Regions from separate parts of the Homo sapiens genome. Here region 1 is linked to region 2. Evidence: chromatin loops called from intact Hi-C (ENCODE). Cell type or tissue: Panc1. All regions are shown on one strand. Region 1 has its middle 17 kb from the start of TRA-AGC5-1. Region 2 holds the start of TRK-TTT7-1 (tRNA-Lys (anticodon TTT) 7-1).

What was found. Peaks named below come from ENCODE experiments on the same cell type or tissue, not always from the same donor. Only the 100,000 strongest peaks of a DNase experiment are listed, where the experiment ranks them.
Region 1: it touches region 2 in a loop (2.2-fold over the local background); 5 of 110 quality-filtered maps call a loop at or near these places.

Annotation. Positions count from the first base shown.
Region 1 is chr6:28,690,013-28,698,012 of GRCh38, reverse strand. It overlaps the pseudogene TRK-TTT13-1. Among named protein-coding and RNA genes, the nearest start is that of TRA-AGC5-1, 17 kb to the left of the region's middle. In Panc1, no CTCF peak of the experiment used is centred here; DNase peaks (open chromatin) are centred at 1,875, 2,082, 4,752, 5,362 and 5 weaker places; H3K4me3 peaks cover 4,334 bases; H3K27ac peaks cover 1,065 bases.
Region 2 is chr6:28,744,810-28,752,809 of GRCh38, reverse strand. TRK-TTT7-1 (tRNA-Lys (anticodon TTT) 7-1) reads right to left here and starts at 5,066; the gene lies at 4,994-5,066. In Panc1, no CTCF peak of the experiment used is centred here; a DNase peak (open chromatin) is centred at 4,934; H3K4me3 peaks cover 1,809 bases; H3K27ac peaks cover 664 bases.

The DNA of each region.
Region 1 (8,000 bases), 55 kb after region 2:
TGGAGTGGCCTGACTGGAGTGAGAAAATTGGAGGAGGAAGATCTTAGTAAACAAAACTGTTTTTTGGTCTAGCATTCCATTACTTTTCATGGCATAGCTGCAAAAAGGGACTGGTCTAGGATTTTCTGAAATAGTGAGGTTGAATACAGTAAACTGTCCTACCAACCACTGGATATCCAGAAATTGGGACAATCATCAGTTTTAGAGGATTTACTGAAATGTAGGGTCAATTGGGGTATATAGCTTGGTGGCAGAGCACCGGCTAAGCATGCAGGTGAGTCCAGGTTTATTCCTTCATACTGCTTTTCTCTTACTTCTTCAAAGCTGTACTTAAATAACACAACCCTGTTGCATAAGCATAAGACAAGAAGAATTGAGAGAGAAATATCCCCCTCACTCAGGATCTCCCAAAAGGAGAGGAACAATCGTGTCACCATCACATTAGTAAGCTCTCATTCTTTTCGTTCCATTACACAGTTTCCTGAGGAACAACGATGAAAAAGAATGATCAAGGAAAAGAAAAAGAGGCCCTTAAGCAATCTTTGTTAACAACTCTTTTTGTGGTTGTTCCTGTGTGAAGCCTGAGGAGCCAAAACTCACCCACTGATTTTTCTCTCCCCTCACTGCTCTTCCATGCACACAGATGGCAGTAGTTTCAATCAATTACCAAATGTGGCAGGTTATTGATCCCAACTTCTGAGTGAGGGATCAAGGGAAAGACATCTCTCAAATAATGCAGTGCTTTCGAAACTCAATAGCTGAGATAATTACTAGTGTCAGTGAAGGTAGAGGTGCAGCTGACATAACTCAGTTGGGAGAGCCCCCGATTAAAGGTCTAAAACTCCCATATCCCTCCTCAGAGTTTGAAATCAATGATGTGTTTCAGCAGCATGTTGCCTGATCACAAACATCCTCCTGCACTCACTTTTCAAGGAAATCTTCTAGAGGGCTAAGGCGAGGAGAATCAAAATTGGGTGGCTTAAATGTTCCTTGCCTTTGCCAGTGAACACTTTTTTTTTCAGTGTTTTGAGGCTTTAAAGGAAAACTTGCTTGATATAACTTTCGTCAGTGTTACACAACAGCTCTTGGATAAAGAAGCAGCCCAAGGCTTTGACGTGAATATGTACATCCTTCGCCTTATATGCTAAGCTGAAAGCTTCCCGTGAACAAAGGGCTCTGCTCGTTCCCAGACAATTCAATTCTATTTGCTTTGCCATATCCAGGACCTGCTCGCATTTTCCAATCCCCCGGTGGCACTGCTTGAAGGTTTCCGGGCCTCTTTGACTTTTTCTTTCAAATATGTACATATATAGCAGAATTCCTCCTTGTGTCCGTGGGTTCTCAAAGGGAAGGCAGTTGGAAATTCTCTCCGCTGCCCTGCGTCTGACCTTGCCCTGTTTATTCCCTAAGTCTGGGTGGGAGGGAATATGTCACTCCATTTAAAGTTGATGGAGTTTTGAAGTCGCTGTTTTAAAACCCGTTTGTGGATATAATAATCGTCAAGCGAGAAATAGAGATGGGGTGTGGAATCAGAGCAGGACAATCTCAGAACCTGGGACTCACGAAAAGAGCTGGAAAATGGATGTTGGCAGAGCCTCCGACCCAGCATGGTGTGAAGATCAAGGAAAGCCCGCGGCTGCCTCTGGACTGAAAAACACTTTTTTCTGAGTCATTATCGCTGCTATATATGTTGGAGACTTGAGACTGTCTCAGGACCTTCCTGGTGGAGGCAAGAAACTCTCACCGAGTCGCCGGCAAGTGGACCTTGGAGCAAGTTAACAGGAATGGGAAGGTCCTAGAATCAAAAACGGTGCTATTCAGACTAAAATCTGTTACTCGTCTAATGAAGCCACTACACAGTATCCAGTCTTGTAATTTCAGAGATAATGAAATTTAATCCAGTGGACTTTCTCTACCTAACTCTTAAGTTAAAAAACTATAACAAAACAAAACCAACAAGAAAAATAGCAACAACATTTTATAAAAGAACCCAGGAAGTTTGAGAGTCAGGGGGTGTAGATCAGTGGTAGAGCGCATGCTTCGCATGTACGAGGTCCCTGGTTCAATCCCTGGTACCTCCATTTTTCCTTCAGCCAATCCATCCTCTCATTATGGACCTCCATTGATTTGGGAGAAGCAGATCTCATGTCTGTTTGGGTGAGTGATTGGAAGAACTTGGATAACCCAAACCGCGTTTCTTAAGGAATGCGGAGCTTGCCAATGTGAACTTTGAAAACTCATTTGCGGCCGGACGCGGTGGCTCACTCCTGTAATCCCAGCACTTTGGGAAGCCGAGGCGGGTGGATCACGAGGTCAGGAGATCGACATCATCCTGGCTAACACGGTGAAACCCCGTCTTTACTAAAAATACAAAAAAATTAGCCGGGTGTGGTGGAGGGCGCCTGTAGTCCCAGCTACTCGGGAGGCTGAGGCAGGAGAATGGCATGAACCCGGGATGCAGAGCTTGCAGTGAGCCGAAATCGTGCCACTGCACTCTAGCCGGGGTGACAGAGCAAGACTCCGTCTCAAAAAAAAAAAAAAAAAAAAAAAAACAGAAAAAGAAAACTCATTTGCAAGTTTGAGGGCCAGATGCTATCAGCATGCAGGGAGAATTAGATATGGTAGGGGGCTTAAAGTCTTAAAAGTTTTCTTCTCGACGCCGGATTTTGGCAGAGTGATTAGTCTGGTAGATAGTAAATAGATTCTCATTGAATATTTTGACACGCTGTGTTATCGCATACTTAGTTGAAATAAAATTGCAAGAGTCTTAGTGGGCGATGGGTTAAAATTTCTTCTCTTACACTTGCCTTCTGAAAAATCAAGTTGCTTGTGTTTACAGTTGTACAACCAGAAAGTAGAATTCATGAGTTAACAGCACACCAAAGATCCCTGCGGTAGATGCAGCCAAAGGGGCAGTGTGTGTGTGTGTGTGTGTGTGTGTGTGTGTGTGTGTATGTGTGTGTGTGTGTGTGTGTGTGTGGTGGCGGGGTGGGGAACAGTTTAAGCATAGACAGATGCCTAAGTTATTGAGTTTCCTGAAATAAACACTGACGGTATAAACAAGGGGCCAGTAAAAATGATAAGACGAAGAACTCCTCTGTTTCTAAGCATAGTCCTACACTGGAGGAATGTACCAAAATCAGTTCCATTTTTGTTTCCTTTTGAATGCTAGTTCATGTATCAAAGCGGGGGACAAAAAGTGAAAAAGCTGGAATTCTGCTGAGAACTTGCTTCTGGAGCTCTGGATTTTCCCGTGTCTAGGGAGAAGGCCTTTGAAGTGAGGGTAGCAGGAAGACTGGAAATGCATTCATATAGATTTCTAGAAAACAAAATAAAACTTGGCCTTAGACCGATTTTGGACCCTGGGATTCATTGTTTCTGCTTCACACATCTTCCTACCTGTCAGCTTGCTCCAAGGTCCGCTCCACAACCGACTCCCTGGCGGGCACTTCCATTCACAAAGCCCCAGGAATGAAGCATTTTCTTGCCTCTTCAAGTTGCCCCTTTCCCTCAACTTCTTCTGCCTAAGGACACCAAAGGTAACACAGAAAGGAAATCAAAGAAGTAAAGTTAAATGCTGCTTGGCGAACTCTAGGTCCTAATGGAGGATGTAAAACAGAAGCTTACAGAATTCACAAAACCTGGCCTGAAATGCAGAGCGACAGCGTGTGTCTGGCAAATCTGGGGTGGTTACACGGCCAGGACCGACAGCTGCTTTTCCATCGCCGAAGCTCTGATCTGAAAGAGAGGAGGCGGGGTAGGGAGGAGGAGGGAGAATGCTGCAGTCGGATACATAGCCTCTTTCAGATGGGATTCTCTCTGGAATCAGGAGAGGGCAAGGGAGAAGGTGTGTGGACTGGGGCACGATCTATGCAAGGAACTAACACTTTGTACGCCTGGTGAGCGTCTCAAACGTGATCTGACACAGCTCAAAGGGTCGACGCTGTCATCCTCTCGCCAGTGTTTTGTGTGACAGTCAACCCAGACATGAGTTTTGGATGACGACCGAAATCACGGTCCAGGCGGGGCCGGGCAGTTAAGTTACATCATTTAGAAAGCTCCCTAAATTCGAAATCCGGCAGATTTGGGAAATCCTGGCCTGGAAAATCAAGAATTCAAGCTGGATGGAGTGGGCTGAGTTATTGGGAAGTCGTGGCCTAGGAGGAGGCAGTGAGGAGACCAGAAGGGAAAGGGTGAAGGGATGGGTGGTTGGAGAGAGGGGGTGAGGCGAGGTTGGGGTTAGCAAAACAGCACGTACAGGATTTGGATGGATGAATAAGTAGGACGTGTCCAAGCTCTGCACGTTTTCTCTGAGTCCTCTAGGTACGAAAAAATATTACAGTCTTGTATGTTTGAAAGGAAGTAGGCCAAAACCTTTCGTCCCCTAGTAAGATACCATTCCTTTTTACGCAAACAACTGTCGGCTTTTGAGAGCGTCGTTGGGCTGTTTCCAGAGCTGAACGCTTCGGGAGCGTACCCGCGTAGCTAGGTTTTGTTTGAGGTGTAGTAGCGGCTGGTATTGGTGGCTTTCGAAAAAAGCCAGATGGTTGTGGTGGGAGTAGGTTGGTGAGTGTAGAAATGGGATTTGCCGGCTGCTTTTGGTTTGAGCACGTGAGGTAGTTCTGCAAGCGATTGTTTTCGTTTGGAATGGAAGACAAAGCTGACGATAACTGTATTTCTCTGTACTTAAGCTATGTACTTAAGCTATGAGGGAAGGTTGCTGTCGTGAGCCTGGGTAGCTCAGTCGGTAGAGCTATCAGACTTTTAGCCTGAGGATTCAGGGTTCAATCCCTTGCTGGGGCGTAAGGCCTTGGCCTTCTGTTGATGAGTGTTTTATATACCAAGCAAGGATTTTAATTCACCTTGCTCTATTCTGGACATTTGAATTTGAGCTGTTAGGCCAGAAAAATAATGGCTGAAGCCATCAATCAGAGGTTTCTGGTGCTTGGGATTTTGTTTAAAGGCAAAAATTAAGGAAAGGCCGGGCGCGGTGGCTCACGCCTCTAATCCCAGTACTTTGGGACGCCGAGGTGGGCAGATCGCTTGAGCCCAGGTGAAGGGGTGGCCTGCCCCTCCACACCTGTGGGCGTTTCTTGTCAGGTGGGATGAGAGACTGAAAAAAGAAATAAGAGACAGAAACAAAGTATAGAGAAAGAAAAGTGGGCCCAGGAGACTGGCGCTCACGTGCTGGCACTGGTCTCTGAGTTCCCTCAGTATTTATTGATCATTATCTCTACCGTCTCGGAGAGGGGGATGTGGCAAGATGATAGGGTAATAGTGGGGAGAGGGTCAGCAGGAAAACATGTGAACAAAGGTCTCTGTGTCATAAATAAGTTTAAGAAAACGTGTTGTGCTTTGATGTGCATGTACAAAAACATCTCGTACACAAACATCTCTGGGTGCATTAAAGAGCAGTATTGCTGCTAGCATGTCTCACCTCCAGCCTTAAGGCTGTTTTCTCCTATTTCAGTAAATAGAACATACAATCGGGTTTTACACCGAGACATTCTATTGCCCAGGGATGAGCAGGAGACAGATGCCTTCCTCTTATCATAACTGCAAAGAGGCCTTCCTCTTTTACTACACAGACCCTTTATGGGTGTCAGGCTGGGGGACAGTCAGGTCTTTCCCTTCCCACGACGCCCTATCTCAGGCTATCACATGGGGAGAAACCTTGGACAATACCTGGCTTTCCTAGGCAGAGGTCCCTGCAGTGTATTGTGTCCCTGGGTACTTGAGGTTAGAGAATGATGATGACTTTTAACAAGCATGCTGCCTTCAAGTACTTTTTTAACAAAGCATATCCTGCACAGCCCTAAATCCACTAAACCTTGAGTCAACACAGCACATGTCTCTGCAAAGCACAGGGTTGGGGATAGGGTTACAGATTAACAGCATCTCAAGGCAGAAGAATTTCTCTTAGTACGGAACAAAATGGAGTCTCTTATGTCTACTTCTTTCTACATGGACACAGTAACAGTCTGATCTCTCTTTTCCCCGCATTTCCCCCTTTTCTTTTCAACAAAACCGCCATCGTCATCATGGCCCGTTCATCATGGCCTGTTCTCGATGGTCGCTGTCTCTTTGGAGCTGTTGGGTACACCTGCAGACTAACAACAGACAGAACAGGCACACAAGGATTAATATGAAATTTATAAGAGTAGTACTTCCGATGGTCTTAACCCAAGTGACAGGGTTAAGATTTGCAAGACCATCAGCAACTCCCGCGATTGCCTCAGTTCCTGGTACCAAATTTAAATGGGCTTTTGATGCTTCAAAAATTTGTTCTTTTAATTTGGAAATGTCTAAAGTGAGGTTATCTTCTCTTCCCTGTAGATGGCATCTAACCATGTCCCAGTGATGCTCAGACTCATTATAAACTCGGGGTGTAATACAAAAATCTGACCTATTTCAGTCACACTGTAACTGGAAACGATGTTCCAAGCTCATGAGTCTATCTCCCATCCAAATGACAGTTTGTCTAAGATCATTAATTTGATTTGCCAGTTTTTGATTAATACCAGATTGTGAATTCCACAATCTTGTAGAATTCTTTTGCCAATCGTTAACAAAGTTTACTGTCTGAACAGAAGAGTGCAATGCAACTCCTGCCACAGCGGCCGTAGCTGTGACTGCACTTAATCCGATAACACTGCAATTAAAGTAAAAACGAATCTTTTGGATCTATTTAAAATGCCTTTTAATACTTCAGTCAAAATATGGACAGATGGCGAGGCCTCCCACGGTCGGTGCATGGACACGGGGATCCACACGCCTTCTCTTGCTCTCACTAGCAGAATACAGTGCTGCCAATTAAAAGTCGAATCAATGCAAGTAAACAGTCTGCAATTTTCACAGGTTATAGTTTGGGAGTCTGGTTTAATAACTATATTTCCTACAACTAGCATATAAGGGGGCTTTACACAACTTTGTGAAGGAACCGTTAGACTGGAATTTAGGTTGATAGTGTAACACGGCTTATGATCTCTTGTTTTTATAGCTTGATTTCTAGACCAAATTCTAATATGGTAATGAGGCCACATTAAGCCTCCATAATTCTGGATGTTCAGGACCAGAAACAGGACTTATTATTTTTGGTCTTGGAGTAGAGATTTCTTTTTCTCCTCATTCTCAAGGGTAGAAAGACTATAATTTTTCGTGCTTATGTTTGTCTAGACTTTCTGTTATGTCGCTATCAACATCTGGACTCACTTGTGCACTGGGACATGATTGAGTTTGTCCTGTGCAATTGTGGTAGAATTGACCTCGAGGTGCCCTATCTATAACAGTTCCAAATTCATCGTTTTGTAATATCACTGCTCTATTGGCCACACATTCTTCCAAAACTAAAACTTCTGTGTCTTTTGATCCTTTGGGAATTTCCTTGGGGCAAGGTTTCCCTTTAGGCCTAAATTTTAATGATCTTTGATAAGAAAAGTCCTGTAAATAATTTACCTGTGGCCTGAGTGACATTCCACTTACCATGTGATAAGTAAATCTACTGGTGGTACTGAAAGTAGGTACGTTTACCAACCAATTTTGGATTGCAGGCATTAAACATCCTGGTGTTCTCCCTAGGCAAATAGGAGGATAACAATACCCAGTGGAAATATTTATCATCATTCCTTCTTCCTCAGGTTTGGCAGGGCAATAATCATCTGTGGGGCCAGGTAGCCACACGCTATTATTAACATATAATTCAATAGGATTATCCATCCATGTGACTCCTGAATTAAGGGCAGGAAAGGCACATAGGCCCAGTAGGTATAATTAGCTGCAGCTACTCCTGCAGGCATGGGGAGACACCACCGTTGATACAATCATCAAAGCTGCAAGCAGCATACTCTCTGGAGTTTGTGTCTCCTTTGTGTTCTCTAGACATTTTGTAGCTAACTGCGTCAGCTTCTTTAATTGTGCCCAAGTCAGCAGCTTTGTCTTCTTGGTGGATGGCAACTTCATCTATTCTTCTGACATCACCATTCTGTTCATCTTGTGAGTCG
Region 2 (8,000 bases):
TTTTTCTTTTGACGCAGCTGCAAGGCCACAAATTAAGCACTGTATGATTAACTGCCTTTGTTTTGCTTATAAAAACTCCTGCTCTGTCTTTGTTCAACGCTCAGCATTTTTTGTTTGTTTGTTTTGTTTTGAGACAGAGTCTTGCTCTGTCGGCCAGGCTGGAGTGCAGTGGCACGATATTGGCTCAATGTCACCTCCGCCTCCTGGGCTCAAGCAATTCTGCCTCAGCCTCCCGAGTAGCTGGGATTACAAGCATGTGCAACCACGCCTGGCTAATTTTTGTATTTTTAGTAGAGACGGGGTTTCACCACGTTGGCCAGGCTGGTCTCGAACTCCTGACCTCAGGTAATCTGCCAGCCTTGGCCTCTCAAAGTGCTGGGATTATGGGCGTGAGCCACCAGGCCCGGCCAGTGCTCAACTTTTTGGATGTGAATCCACTCAGTGGCTGCTTACCTTAAAATAAATATCCTCCTGTTCTCCTGTATCAGTCTTTCCGTTCCTCAGTTTACCACCACAATAGTATTCCCTTATCCTAATATTATTTTTATATATTAGGATATATCATACTACATATGTTATATAAAATATTATATTGATAATATGTTATGTTAATATTATATAATAAATAACATAATTATAAAATATATTTATTTATATGATTATTTAACAAGTTATATATTATTATTTACTTATATTATTAGGATATAATATATCCTTATATATTATTAGTATATACTATGTATATTATATATATATATATTCTGAATAATCTTGAGGATGCTTTTCCTCCTTCATTTTTTAACTCTAGCCTGCCTCTTCCCTTTCCCCACCTGCTGGTTCTCGGCTCCTCTCCACCTTCTTTCTCATTTATTTCTAAATGAAGTTTTCACAAAAGCGCAGGGCACTCCTAGTCTCGTTTATGCACATTTTAAGCACTATGTTGAGATTCCTATGCAGCTGCTATTTTAATTTCCACATCACTTTCCTTTTTTTTTTTCCTTCTCTACATGCTTGACTTTAAACATTTCTGCAGCATAGGCTGAGGCTGGGCCCAGCTGGGGAGAGATGCGAGGCCAGATAAACCTAGAGTAGAGAAATGTTGTTTCCTGAGTGGGAACGCTCCGACCTTACAAGGGGGAGAAAAAGTCTGCGACGGAGTTTCGCTCTTGTTGCCCAGGCTGGAGTGAAATGGTGCTATCTCGGCCCATTGCACCCTCCACCTCCCGGTTCAAGCGATTCTCCTACCTGTCTCCCGAGTAGCTGGGATTACAGGCACCCGCCACCATGCATGGCTAGTTATTTTTTAAATGCTGGGATTACAGGTGTGAGCCACCGAGCCCGGCTAAATTTTTTAAAGGAAATCATCCAAAAACATATCCTTTTGATGTCAGCAGAGTCTACAGTGATATCCTCTTTTTATTCCTGATATTGGTAATTTGTGTCATCTCTCTTCCTAAAATTTCTGTCTTACTAGAGGTCTTCTTTTATTGATCTAAAGGAACTAGCTTTTTGTTTGTTTTTCTTTTTTTGTTTGTGTTCCGTTTCACTGAATTTTGTTCTTATTTTTATTGTTATCTTTTGTCTATTTGCTTTGGGTTTATTTTGCTTTTTTCCCCACCTGGGTTCTTCAAATAAAAGTTTAGATGACTGACTTGAGACTTTTTTCTTTTTCTAATGTATGCAGTTAGTGGTATACATTTCTCTCTCAGTGTTTTTTTAGGTTGTCTTGAAAATTTTGGTATATTGTGCTTTCATTTTTATTCAGGTTAATTTATTTTTTGATATCTACTAAGTCTTTCTCTTTGTCCTGTGTACTATTTAGTAGTGTGTTGTTCATTTTCCAAGTGTTTGGATGTTCTTCTGTTGTCTTTCTGTGATTGACTTTTAGTTTGATTTCATTGTGGTCAGGGATCATACTGTGTGAGTTAATTCTTTTAAATTTGAGGTTTGTTTTATGGCCCAGAATATGTTCCATCTTGACCTGTGTTCTGTGTGTTCTGCTTTTCTTGTGTGGAGTCTTCTTTAAATGTTGACTGAATTCTGTTAGCTGAAGATGATTTTGAGTTCTTCAACATCCTTGCTGATTTTCTGTTTAGTTGTTCTATCGATTATTATGAGAGAAGTGTTGAAGTCTCTAATGTAATTGTGGATTTGTCTATTTTTTAAAAATTCTTTTTTTCTTTACATATTTTCAACTCTGTTTGGTTTATACATATTTAGGATTGTTATGCCTTCTTGGTGGATTTTTAAAATTTTTCTTTGTTCTAAAGCTTATATTAGGCCAGACGTGGTAGCTCACGCCTGTAATCCCAGCACCGTGGGATGCTGAGGTGGGTAGATCACCTGAGGTCAGGAGTTTGAGACCAGCCTGACCAACATAGTGAAACCCCATCTCTACTAAAAATACAAAAATTAGCCAGTCATGGTGGTACGTGCCTGTAATTCCAGCTGCTTGGGAGGCTGAGGCAAGAGAATCACTGGAACCCTGGAGGCAGAGGTTGCAGTGAGCAGAGATCGCGCCATTGCACTCCAGTCTGAGTGACAAGAGTGAAACTCCATCTCAAAGAAAAAAGATAAATAAATAAAGTTCATATTATATTAATATACTCACTTTTGCTTTCTTTTAATTAACATTTGAATGTTATATATTTTTATATGCTTAATTTCAACCTGTATGTATAATTATATTTGAAATAAGTTTCTTGTAGACAGCATGTAGTTGGATTATATTTTCTAATCTACTCTGTTAATCTCTGTCTTTTAATTGGTACCTTTCGACCATTTACATTTAATGTAATTATTGATATGTTAGGGCTGAAATCTAGCAGTTTGTTTTCTATTTGTACCCTGTTACTGCCATTTTCTGGGGATATGTATGTATGTATGTATTTATTTATTAAAGCCTTCTTTGTGGACTACTAGTATACTTTTTTAGAATTTCATTGTCATTTATCTGTAGCGTTTTTGTGTGTGTGTGGTTTTGTTTTTTTGATTTTTTTTTTCTCCTGCCTCAGCCTCCCAAGTAGCTGGGATTACAGGCATGCGCCACCATGCCCAGCTAATTTTTGTAGTTTTAGTAGAGACAGGGTTTCACCATGTTGGCCAGGCTGGTCTCGAATTCCTGACCACAGGTGATCCCCCTCAGCCTCCCAAAGTGCTGGCATTACAGGTGTGAGCCACTGTGCCCAGCCTATCTGTAGTGTTTTTAAATGATCTCTTTATATAACTCTTTTAGTGATTTGTCTGAGTATTACATATTTATTTAATTTATCACTGTGTACTGGTATCATTATTTTATCAGTTAAAGTGATGTGTGTCATCTTTACCTTTTTGTCACTTTGCCTCTCCTACTTGTAATATAATTGTCTTAAATTATTTCTTCTACATACATTTCGAACCACATCGAACCATGTTATACTTTTTTCTTTCTTTCTTTTTTTTTTTTTTTTTTTTGAGACATTGTCTCACTCTGTTGCCCAGGCCTGAGTGTAGTGGCGTGATCTTGGCTCGCTGCAACCTCCGTTTCCCTGGTTCAAGTGATTCTCCCTCCTCAGCCTCTCGAGTAGCTGGGACTACAGGTGTGTGCCACCATGCCCAGCTAATTTTTTGTATTTTTAGTAGAGACGGGGTTTCACCATGTTAGTCAGGCTGGTCTTGATCTCCTCATCTCATGATCTGCCCACCTTGGCCTCCCAAAGTGGTAGGATTACATGCCTGAGCCACCGTGCCCGGTCATGTTACACTTTTTGCTTCAACTGTTAAACATAATTTAGAAAGCTCAAGAGGAAAAGGAAAATGTATTGTTTTTACCTTTTTTTTTTTTGCTTACCATGTTCTTTCTTCTTTCCTGGTGTCAATTATTTCTTCTTTTATCATTTCTTTCCATCTGGAGAAATTTAACTATTTTTTAAAGGATAATTCTGCTAGAAGCTAATTATCTTAGTTTTCTTTGCTCTGAAAATGTCTTGATTTCTTCTTCAGTTCTAAAGGATATTTTCTGTGGATATAGAATTCAGAATTAACAATTCTTTTCTTTCGGTCCTTGAAAACTGTTGTGCCACTCTTTCTGACTTCTGTGATTTCTGATAAGATACCCACTGTTATGCAAATTGGTTTTCTCTGTAGGTAAGGTGTTTTGTCTCTTTTCTTGCTTTCAATATCTCTTTCTCTGTTTTTAGAGTTTAGAAATTTTGATTGATTTTGTTTTCAGTTAACCGTTGAAGGAGATTCTCTAAAAAATATGTAAAAATGCAAATCTCCAGGTCAACAGTCTCTAAAATAGTTTAGATTTCTGTATTCTGGTGTTTGGAAAACAACTTCACTAAGGCAATCCCTTAGGGCTGGTAATTTCATGATGTAAATCATTCCACATTTGTAAAGCATAAAGTAGCAAAGTTTTAGTCACTGTACAAACAAGTATCTGAACTTCTTCCTGTGCTTAATTGGTATAAACTATCTTGGGCGGCAGTTCCCCACCTTTTTGGCACCAGAGACCGTTTCATGAAAGACAGTTTTTTCCATGGATGAGGGAGCAGGGGTTGGGGGGGATGATTTTGGGATGATTCAAGCACATTAGATTTATTGTGCACTTTTTTAATATTGTTATTATATTGTAATATATAATGAAATAAGTATCCAACTCACCATAATGTAGAATCACTGGAAGCCTTGAGTTTGTTTTCCTGCAACTAGACAGTCCCATCTGGCACTGATGGAAAACAGTGACGGATTATCAAGCATTAGATTCTCATAAGGAGCCCACAATCTAGATCCCTTTCATACGCAGTTCACAATAGGGTTTGGACTTCTGTGAGAATCTGACGCCCCCGCTTATCTGGGAGGAAGAGTAGCTCAGGCGGTCGCAGGAGCGTTGGGGAGTTGCTGTATAAGGACAGATGAAACTTCTCTGGCTCGCCTGCCGCGCTGCCTGATACGCGGTTACGTTTACTGGAGGTTGGGGACTCCGGAGCTAGAGTAAAACACACAAATATTTCGCCTGAACAGGGACTTGAACCCTGCACCGTCAGATTAAAAGTCTGATGTTCTACCAACTGAGCTATCCAGGCCCTGGGTAGACGCAACCCACGGAGTATGTAATCTAGATTTCTCCATTTGTTCAGTTCATTTTGTTTCATGTTGCAATTTGTAAATCATATTACTTGAATTATCCTCTTTTCGAAGACCCTGCTTAAGAGAGACATTATAATCCCTAGGAATATTTTCCTTTTCTCTTTTTAAACATTTCCTTTCTGTAGATTTTCGTAACCTGAGATGGAGCGTCTTCTACACAAAGCACTGCGGAGTTGCTAGATACAGAGGGTTTCATTCTCGCCAATTACCTGCAACCTAAACTTCTCGAGGCAACTGTGGAGCTACTTTTGTTCGTATCCCTCAGTATTGTCTTGCATCTCTTTCTTGAAGCCTTTGTAGGCAGAGGGTAAGAGAGACGAAGGAGGAAGAATTTGAAGATGCAAGAGAACATTCCATAATGGACCCCTTTCTGTTGGTGGATGAAACTGCCAGCCAGGCATCACTTTGGCAAGTGGACCTCAGACCGGCGGTCTGGCTGGCCAGAGAGGAAAACCGCGTGTAACAGTGTCTTTTGGTTTAGTATTTAGTGCCGCTTTTGCTGGTCACAGTCTAAAGGTTTTAGAAATAGTGATGTTAAACACAGCAAGCATTTTTCTGCCAGATATTCGTTCTCCAAACACAGACAGACAAAGGCAGTAATTAATAATGGATCTTTTCTTTGTTTTTTTCTTGTTTTATTTTTGAAGATATTTTTTCTTCGTCTATGGATCTTTTTTTTAATTTTTAATTTTTACTGCTGCATAGTATATATATGTATATATATGATACATGGGATATTTTGATGCAGGCATACAATGTGTAATAATCATATTGGGATAAACGAAGCATCCATCACCTCATCCATCGCCTCAACACCTTATCATTTCTTTGTTACAGACATTCCAGTTATAATCTTTAAGTTATTTTTAAATGTACAATACATTTTTGTTGACTATAATCACCCTGTTGTGCTATCAAATGATAGATCTTATTCATGCTAACTATATTTTTGTATCCATTAACCATCTCACTGCCCCCTCCAATACCCTTCCCAGCATCTGGTAACCATCATTCTACTCTCTGTCTCCATGAGTTCAATTGTTTTATTTTTGGCTTCCACAAATGAGAGAGAATATGTGAAGTTTTACTTTCTGTGTATAGCTTAACTTAATGTCCTCTAGTTTGTGGAGGAAAAGTTACGTATTAAATTTGAACTCAATTGAACGTGGACACAAACAATGGTCACCAAATCCTGAACAGGTTGTATGAACCCCTTGAGGTGTTCATCCAGTGCTGTTTTGGAGAAATCTCTATTTCAATCTATTCCTATACGTTAGTTATTGAAAAACAACAGACAATCGCAAAAACAAGTTGACCTTTTCTTGTTCCTTGAGCTCAGTCGCGAAGGGCTCTCGTGAGCTTCATGAGACCTCTCCTTCTCTGTGCATGGACGAGTGGCCGACTCTGGAGCCGGGGCTGTTGCTTCCCGGTGTGGTGATGAATCCTTCATAGTCTTGTGAGTGTACATATATATAAATATATATATTTATATATATATATATATATTTGGTGAGTGTGTGTATATATATATATATATATATCTTTTCCCTTCTCCCCTTCCCATTGCAATTTGCTTATTGTATCATTTGTTTATTATATCTGCATTGCCGTTTACGTGGGATAAAGGTTATTTACCCTTAAAGGTATTGTGTGTGTGTCTTTTCTTCTCCCCTCTCGCATTTCCCGCACAGAACATAGTTCCATCCGCTTTGCAAATGACAAGACCTCATTCTTTTCATGGCCGAATAGTACCCCGTTGTGTATACGTACCACATTTACTTTATTCATTTATCTGTTGATGGGTACTTAGGATGCTTCCCAATCTTGGCTATTGTGAATAGTGCTGCAATAAAGATGACAGTGTAGATATCTTTTCGATATACTAATTTCCTTTCTTTTGGGTATAGGCCTAATAGGGGGATTGCTGGAATATATGGTAATATTTTTAGTTTTCTGAGGAACCTCCATACTATTCTCCAAAGCGGTTGTACTAATTTAAATTCCCACCAAGAGTGTACTAGGGTTCTCCTTTCTCCACGTCCTTGCCTGTCTTTTGGATGAAAGTCATTTTAACTTGGGTGAGATAACATTTCATTTTAGTTTTGATTTGCATTTATTTGATGATCAATGGTGTTGAGCACCTTTTCATATATTTGCCATTTGTATGTCTTCTTTTAAAAGACATATAGACAAAAGAATGGTAAATAGATATGTGAGTAGAAAATCTTTACTTGGCTGAGTTTTCTTTATCCTTTCCTTTCACAGTAGCCCCCATCCCCAACACACACACACATACACACACACACACACACACACACACACACACACACACACACGTCAGGTCAATAACCAGACCATAAGTGCTGCAAATCTTAGTTCTTTCTGTGTGTGTGAGTGAACGTTTGTTGTACACTGGATCACACCTCACAGGAAATGCTGAGTTTTCCAAATTCTAAAGTTAAGAACATTATTAGGGTCATGCATTATGGGTTTTTGTAAAATGGCTAAAGTAGCTACATTGGGAGATTCTTTGTCTAAAGGTGCAATACATCCCCCAATTTGATTCAGGGCTTGGAAAGTTGTCTGGTTTCATCTAAACAAATAAATAAATTCTATTTTTTTCAAATCTCAATTATAGAAACCTTTATCTACAGACACCCTCCTCCATTCATTTCTTCAGTGAAATTATCTAGACAGATTGTTATAGAGAGATTAAGAATGTCATACTTTCAAATCTCTCTTGGATTCCTCCCAAAATACTTTTGTTAGAAATATTTAAACATTTTAAAGGAATCTTGCCTGGAACCCATCAGATAAAAATCAAAAGGCATCAGAGAAAACACTGAAAGGCTTTGGAAAGGAAATGGTAT